Linked DNA regions of Mus musculus: regions 1 and 3 are each linked to region 2. The links are chromatin loops, found by intact Hi-C in ENCODE. Cell type or tissue: left cerebral cortex. All regions are shown on one strand.

Region 1 (2,500 bases), 71 kb before region 2:
GATCAGAAGATAGATTGCCAGGAGTCTCTGATGAATGTGGAGACCGGGCTATCCCTATCCCTTAAAAACATATTTCTAAAATGGTTGTCTCTTCAGCATCTGGTCACTCTACTGTGACCCAGTCAATAACAGACAAAACCCTGCCTGTCACCAGCGACTTGTAATCTCTTTCCAATTTGGGTCAGGAACCTAAAAGCCACCATCTCAGTGATTCCAGTCACACCCAGGACTCAGCAGCAACAGCAGCAGCAGCAACAACAAACAAAAGACATTCAGCTGTCAAATTGAACCTTGCTTCTATAGGAAAACACTTCTCAGAACCTGAAAACTATGAGAGCCACTGCTGAGTTTTACAAAAGCCATGCTGATGTTCCCAGTGAAACACAATCAGAAACTTCAAATAACCGGACAGTAATGCTCTGTAAGATGGCAAAGATCAAACGCAGAAGCTATGAAAGTATTCTAAAAAGGCCACTTGCTGGATATATATATATAAAGATTTCCAAAAAAGCCAACAATAGGCACCATCCAGGGCTCACACTTTCATTACTGACAACTGACATTTCCAGATGATACCCCAAAGCTATGCCAAATCCCAGAATCATCCTGGAAAGATAACATTTTGTTGTACACAGTTTTGAGCTTTCAAGTCTATTTCACTGGCTCGCTTACTTCATGCAGCTATTGAAAGAAGTGAATGTAAAAATATACAAATGAGCTTTGAAAAGAGTGCTAAAGAACTGTATCCGTTGCCTCTAATAATTCGACAAAAAAAGGAGTAATTAGCATATGCTGTTGGTGGCAACGTGAACACCAGATGAACAGTCCCCAGATCGATTGGTTTAATATACCACCCCATTACCCCAGCATCCCGGAGCTGAGCTGAGCTGAATGTCTATAAACCGAAAGCATGTAATTACATTGCTATTTCTGTATCCTTATAAGCAATGTATATTTCAGAAAAAAAAAAACAGCTTTAATATTGTTAGAAGACAAAGGCTGACAAAAGAGACCATCCTGGAGATGCTTCCTGGGTTTCTGTTACAAGGTGCATTACCCAAAGATATCAGAAGGGGCCAACAGATCTCACCAACTCAGGAGAACAATTTAGTACTAAAAGTCTCCACTGAGACAGCCTTCAGAAAGCCCTCTCCAAGGCTATTTCTGCCTCTTTATCTCGACCAGAGAGCCCAGCAGGTCCATTCTACTGAACAGAGACTCTGCAAAGGCTTCTGGGAGAAAAGAAGGGTTTCCAGAATGTTTCCAGCTGACTGATGACTGCCCCTAAATAATATATTTTTCTACATTTGTTTCCGGTTTTTAGATTTTTTTTTCCAATTCTTTCATCTCTTAAATACAAGTTCCTTTGACAATCATTTCCTAACCTTGCACAATGCACAAAGGTGGCACTAGCTGGACTAGTAATGGTTTCAGTCCTGAAAATCGCACCTGCTTTACTCTGAATGTCAAACCATTTGGCAGCCATGGATGGAGTTTGGGGGTGTTTGTTGTCCTCTCTTTTCCCCTCTGGCCACCAGAATCGACAATAAGTTGGTTGCAGCATTTGGAAGACAATATTTTTCAAAGATGTTTTCCAACTGAGACTCTAAAGGCAGAAATAATTCAGGAAGGGTCCTGTAGATAGCCTGAAATACCTTTATACCCATTCTAAGATGAAAGCCTTTAAAACCAAACACAGAAGTGTGCTGATGTTAAGTCATGTGGGCTCCTAATATGTAATTCTAGAGATATGTTTGAGCACATGATACTGCCTTCCTTGCACACAAGCACCAAAGTAGAGCACCTTTTCTGATAAGTAACCACTCCAAAGGTCCACACTGGTAAATAAGCAATGTGAAGAAATTTTATGTCAGACAAGATGCGAGGCATGTTTGGAAAGATTCGTGGGATGAGAGAAATAGATGAATAGGTTCTTTCTCTTGGATGAAGATGGGCAGATTTAGACGTATTTTCTTTGTCTGAGGTTGGAATCTCGATGTCTGGCTTTAAACACCATCTTTCCACTCACCACCCACCACCTCACCGAAAGTTGGCGGAGTTTGATTTCTATTAAACATGCCCCCAGAAAATGCCAGAACCAAGGACTCGAGTATACAGTCCCGAGAAGACCCTCATACTTGCTTTTGAGGTCACATGTAGGTTCACCGATCTCTCCAAAGCAGCTAGTGCCATTTGTGAAGTAGCCCAAAAGCTGGGGTCCCTAGTTATTATTTTTATTCTGTTCTAGGCTCCGGGAAGCCTGAGAAGTGCATTTGGGAGACAGGACCAGGATACCTTGGAATGAGTATTCAAGGGACTTGTGCATCCCCCATACTCTCCCCTTGCTAAATACAGTTGTCCTACCACAGAAATGATCATCATGCCAACTGCAGCCTCAAGAGGCGAGGGGCGCCTCCAAGGCCACAGGCAAAATAAAAATGCCAGTGATAGTCCAGATAGTTTGGAAACTCTTGCTCCAAGCTACAGGTTTCCTTCCCTC
Region 2 (2,500 bases):
ACCTCAAATCGCAAGCACTTAGTCACAGCCCTGAGTGCCACCATTGAAAGAAACTCAGAGTCACAGAGAAGTTGCTGGTTTGAGGACCTGGGAAAGAAGTACAGGTGAACTCAAAATGCTTATGAGGAGTGAAAAGGAGGAGGGAGGGGTGCTCAAAACCAGTGTGACGGTGGTTTTTAAAGTCTTCACTGGCCAAATCTGAGGTTCAGAAAGAAAAATTAGGCATCATGAAATACAGCTGTCATTCCAACACTTGGAAGGATGAAGCAGAAAGACAGAGGCCTCCAGGCCACAGTGGGCTACATCCTGAGACCCTGTCTCTCAAGAGGAAAACACAGGAAGGAGAGATTATGCTAACATCATAAAACACAAAATATTAACATTTGTAGTATTAAAAAGAGAAAGAATGTTACGTTTTGTAAAGTGATAATTGGTGAATCCAAGTAGACAGCATGGACACAGAGAGTTCTTTCAACCCTGTAGACTTGAAATTATTTTAACTGAAACATTGAGAAAGTACAAAGAAATAGATCTTTCTTTTAGTAATATAGCACCCATGGCTCCCAGCACAGATAGTTTTGAGACCATCAAACTATCTGTCCTAATGCAGAAAGATGAAAATGATCCAAGTCTCTGGGTTCTAGACTTAGGCATGCAGGTACTCTCCTGGAGACTAGAATCTCATAACCATGGATGAAACGATCACATACTGACTGTTACGACTGTAAGGAGGTGCCAATATCATCAAAAGTACAGACAGTAACAAATTAAGGTGCTGTTCTGTCTCTCTAGTTCCAAATGTCTGAGCCTCTCAGTGTTGACCTGCCTTCCCCCTTTCCTGCTAAGATTCTACATGTTACTCAGGAAGGGAAATGGAAAGTTTCCCTACAGGAAAGAAGCCCTCCTCCTTCAGGAGAAAGGACAGGCAGGAAAGGATTGTTTGAGCGCCATCTACTGGGAAAATAGTGGTACAGCCTTGCAGCACCTGTATTGTGCCCCAGCTAGAATAGGACCACCCAAGTATGGTATCCCCTCTTCACCTTCACAGAAGGCAGTATAATGGCCAACTCCAGATAAGCATTCAGCAGACAGACAAATGCATTGCTTCTTCCCCTGAATTTGCTTTGAATTTACATAGGCAACAAGTACCTAAGAACATGAAACTGCTGTCGTCTTGGGTTTGACCTTGTTTCCACAGATGGACTTCATTCTCCTTGAGGGTTCATTGTAATCCGTGATGACCAGACTGGGCTTCCATAAGAAATGCACCATTTGTACTTGCGGCTGTGATGGCATACACTGTGTGGAATGAGGCTTTCAAAACAGGCAGAATGCAATCAGAGCCTCCCATGTGTCCCAGACAGAATGGGATGCAGAGAGGAATCTGGCCCTTCTTCTGTTTGTTTACTTCACGGAATGGACTGCTCTCCAGGTTTGTTTTTACTTGGTCTTGTTGTTTTTATCTTCCTTTGCTGAATGGCAGGCTCTACCATGAAAGAGACCGGCTGCCTGCTTGTCGTTATGTGTCCAGCACCTGGGGTGCATTCCTTTGAATGAATGTACCATCTGATAAATAATACCACAAACTTCCTACTTATCCTGTCTAATGGGATCGGTATCTTCTCTGAGCTAACTCTGTTGTCCTGAAGAAAGCTCGACTTTTAGAGTGGTGCCTTTGGCAACCCAACAAGTCAGACTCTGCAGCCAGCTTTTATACTGAAGCTCAACCCAGCACACAACTGACAGAGACTTTAGGAAAGCCATGCATGGGATATCTCTGGCTACCTGCTATTCAGACGAACTTGAGGTCCCTCGCTATACTTCTAGCGTGTCAATGAGTGGTATCTTGCTCTTTAAGCTCCTCTCATCACTTGCTCTTTCCTCTCACCTAGCCACTGAAGTAGCATTCCTAGCTATGACCTTTGCACACGGCACTGGCTCCACTTCAATGAGCCTTTGATATATTGCTAGAATTACCTGTCAGGTGTCACTTTTCTGGCCTTCTGGGTTAGTTTTTGTCAGCTTGACACAAACTGAAATCAGTTCTCCTAACTTTGCAACAGACAGAGACCACTGCAAAAAATCACAGCTAACCAGAATGTAGTTCCAATAGATAAATTTACAGAATATTTCTGTACCTAAAACTCAGGAACATTATAGAGGAGGGGGCAGAAAGATCATAAATGCAAGAAGATCAGGGAGTTTGTTTGGAAATTGTGTCTCCTAGCAATATCAGAAGCTACTATTAAGTCCCATGCACGACTGCACGAGCTGAGTGAGGATGACATCAGTGGACTGGATGCCAAACTGGATGAAGAAAGGTCCACAAGGCTCAGCCATACACAAGGAACTCTAAAAAACAGAGGAATGCCAGGAATGGAGGAGGTGCTCGTCCCCAGGGAAGAGCACACCAATTAGTTGTTCAAGGCCAAATGGTCATCCCTGAAAATATACATATCATTATGTATATATAACATTATCCAGACTGAAGAGGTTATAT
Region 3 (2,500 bases), 85 kb before region 2:
CCCAAGTAATCTGAGATGCTCTTGATGGAGAAATCTGAAGTTCTTATGATAAAGACTCCTCTAACAAGCTTTCTCTCCGGAGGCTCTCGCTCATTTACCCATTCAACAAACACCCTGTGAGCCAGTAGCAAAAGGATCCCAAGCCTTCACTTAAAATGCCTCCAGTGAGACATTAAAACTACATCTGGGGGCAGAACAGTGACTTTCCTGCTTTCAGAATGTGAGCAAGTCACCCCCCTCACTGGTTTGCCTCCGTAGCTTAGCCACAGGCAGAGGGGAAAGCCCTTTAGAGGACATATGGACGCTGACTCCTAAGGGAGAGTATCCTTTAACTAAAACAGGGTTTCCATGCCTACTTTAATCTTGTTGCCAACTGGCTTGAAACACAAGTTAGCCCTCTGGGGTGCCTAGTTAGTCATTTTGAAAAGAATATCTGTTTTTGTGCCTTCATTCTTGAACTATTTATTCTGGGGCGCCTCCAAGCTTTCAAATGTTCTCTTTATTTCCTCAAGTACCTTTCCGTTCAGCCTTAGAGCCAACTCCAGATCTATCATACAATCGCCCCTTCGCCTTAAACCAGTTTGTCAATAACCCAGACAGAAACATTTTACACGTACCTGAATCTGGAATCAAGGCTCCTTCTTGCACTTGGCTGAGGAGAATCCAGGAGCACAACGTGAGAGAGAGGATCTAGGGCCAAAATGGGTAACAAGAACCAAGACTGCCAAATTCCTCCCAGCAAAAGGTAGTCCCCGAAGAACTCTGGATCTCTGGCTGATTTGACAACTCAGGGTAACTTGGAATGTTTGAAAATCAAAGTATCAGGCCTTTCCTTCTTTAAAATCCAGGGGTCAGCTGGTGCTGGACTGGGAAAGAGCCATTCACCCTCTGGCTCTTGCTTTAGAGTGGCAGGAAAATCCCATTGCCCGGCCTGTGGTCATCAGCCCCACAGCGCCCCCTGCTGGGAGAAATGGTTGGGCCTGTTTGTCAAACAATGGTGGATGGCCTGGACAGTGGTTTGGTGGATGGCCTGGACAGTGGTTTGACTAGAAATGCATGATGAGTCTCCCGAAGGAGGAAGATAGTACGTGGGTGCATGCCTGGTTCTCGGGACTTACAATGGCCTCTGTGTCAGAGGAAACTACAAAATGTAGAATTTATACTTTGATTTTATTTTCATTTCAGAACCTGCAGACTTGGATTTGAATCTGGCAGGCTTTTAGTATTCGTGCACCCTACTAGCCATGAGGGAAGCCGCAGCTAAGGACTTCCCTAGGAGGCTCAGATGCTGGCTGTTTGTCCTGCCGACGGTTCCTGGAATGGTTTTCACCCTCTTATCCCAAGAGAACGAAACAAATACCCCCAAACACAGCCAAGCACCAGGAAAGTAAAGAAGTCCATGTCAGAGGGGAAATGTGTGTGTGTGTGTGTGTGTGTGTGTGTGTGTGTGTGTGTGTAAAGCATTCTCCTTTGGATTAGCAGCAAACACACATACTTAAAGATGTCATTTCTCTACCTGCAGGAAGTCACAGTAAGGGGACTCCACTGGGAATGATTAAATGTTCTAAGAAGCTCTGTAGTAATCAAAAGCAACAATTTAGCCACAGAACCGGCAGCTTCTGGTAACTGTTCTTCTTCTAAATCAGTTTTATAAGCAGTTAAACTGTCAAGCCCCAGGTTTTATTCACTGATGCAATTTAAATACCAACTTTGACTCAGAGCCCTTCTTTGTATCTGAATGCCTAATTCATTCCAGCTTCTTGCTTCCCTTTGCAAAGAACAAGGAAAAAGAAAAGACACAGTTCTGAAGGGAGACAGACAGTCTCAGGAAAGGCGAGGGCTCAGTGATGTTCATCTGACCAGAATCCACTGTGTTCTGAAAGAAGTGCAGAGAGAGGAATTTGTAGTCTTTCCCAGGCAGTAGAGCAGGGACACAGGTGAACATGGCAAATCTATTTTTGGCTTCAGGAGATGAGCTGTTGCCCAAAGGGTGGCTTTGTAACCTACTTGAACCCTGCTAACTCTTAGCAATAAGAAGGCTGGTTATTGACTGCTGGGCAGGGATATATCATTGACCACCAGCACCATATGAAGATGATCACCTCCTAAGGAGCAAAAAGACACATTTTCCCAATCCTGGCCTTTTCACTGGCTTAAGCCTATTTCTTCTCCCCCACTCCACGCCCTTCTGAGTTTCTTTCCCAAAGTAGACAATTCAATTACACCAGCATTCCCTGGGATGGAGATAATAAGAGGAAGTGAAAATAAATTAAGCTAGTCCCGATCCTCGGAGAGATCTGAAAGACAGTAAGCAGGCAGACTAGAAAACACTTAGCACTATCTGATCTAATGATGTGCTGAGAGAGGCCTGAACAAAGCACATCAGAACAGCCCCCCAGGAAGAAGCCCATCGCAGTAGTCACCCTCTTAAGAATCTACCCCGGCTTCCCTCACACGGATAGGACCATCTATTCAGTTATGGGTGAATGTTAAGTGCACC

What was found. Peaks named below come from ENCODE experiments on the same cell type or tissue, not always from the same donor. Only the 100,000 strongest peaks of a DNase experiment are listed, where the experiment ranks them.
Region 1: a loop joins it to region 2, with 5 times the contacts of the local background. A loop is called at or near these places in 9 of 42 quality-filtered maps.
Region 3: it touches region 2 in a loop (2.9-fold over the local background); 6 of 42 quality-filtered maps call a loop at or near these places.

Annotation. Positions count from the first base shown.
Region 1 is chr2:102,659,847-102,662,346 of GRCm38, reverse strand. The region is part of intron 1 of Slc1a2 (solute carrier family 1 (glial high affinity glutamate transporter), member 2); the gene reads right to left. It overlaps LOC115489466 (a long non-coding RNA gene), which reads right to left. Exons shown (of 2, transcript XR_003953884.1): 1 at 1-2,500. Among named protein-coding and RNA genes, the nearest start is that of Slc1a2, 2.4 kb to the right of the region's middle. In left cerebral cortex, a CTCF peak has its summit at 1,066; DNase peaks (open chromatin) are centred at 1,129, 1,442, 1,791, 2,020 and 1 more place; H3K4me3 peaks cover 2,500 bases; H3K27ac peaks cover 2,500 bases.
Region 2 is chr2:102,588,653-102,591,152 of GRCm38, reverse strand. All of the region lies in intron 3 of Pamr1 (peptidase domain containing associated with muscle regeneration 1), which reads right to left. Among named protein-coding and RNA genes, the nearest start is that of Pamr1, 40 kb to the right of the region's middle. In left cerebral cortex, a CTCF peak has its summit at 956 (motif pointing left); a DNase peak (open chromatin) is centred at 938.
Region 3 is chr2:102,673,927-102,676,426 of GRCm38, reverse strand. All of the region lies in intron 1 of Slc1a2 (solute carrier family 1 (glial high affinity glutamate transporter), member 2), which reads right to left. LOC115489466 (a long non-coding RNA gene) reads right to left here. Exons shown (of 2, transcript XR_003953884.1): 2 at 1-2,500. Among named protein-coding and RNA genes, the nearest start is that of Slc1a2, 16 kb to the right of the region's middle. In left cerebral cortex, a CTCF peak has its summit at 964 (motif pointing left); DNase peaks (open chromatin) are centred at 3, 162, 965 and 1,760; H3K4me3 peaks cover 762 bases; H3K27ac peaks cover 2,365 bases.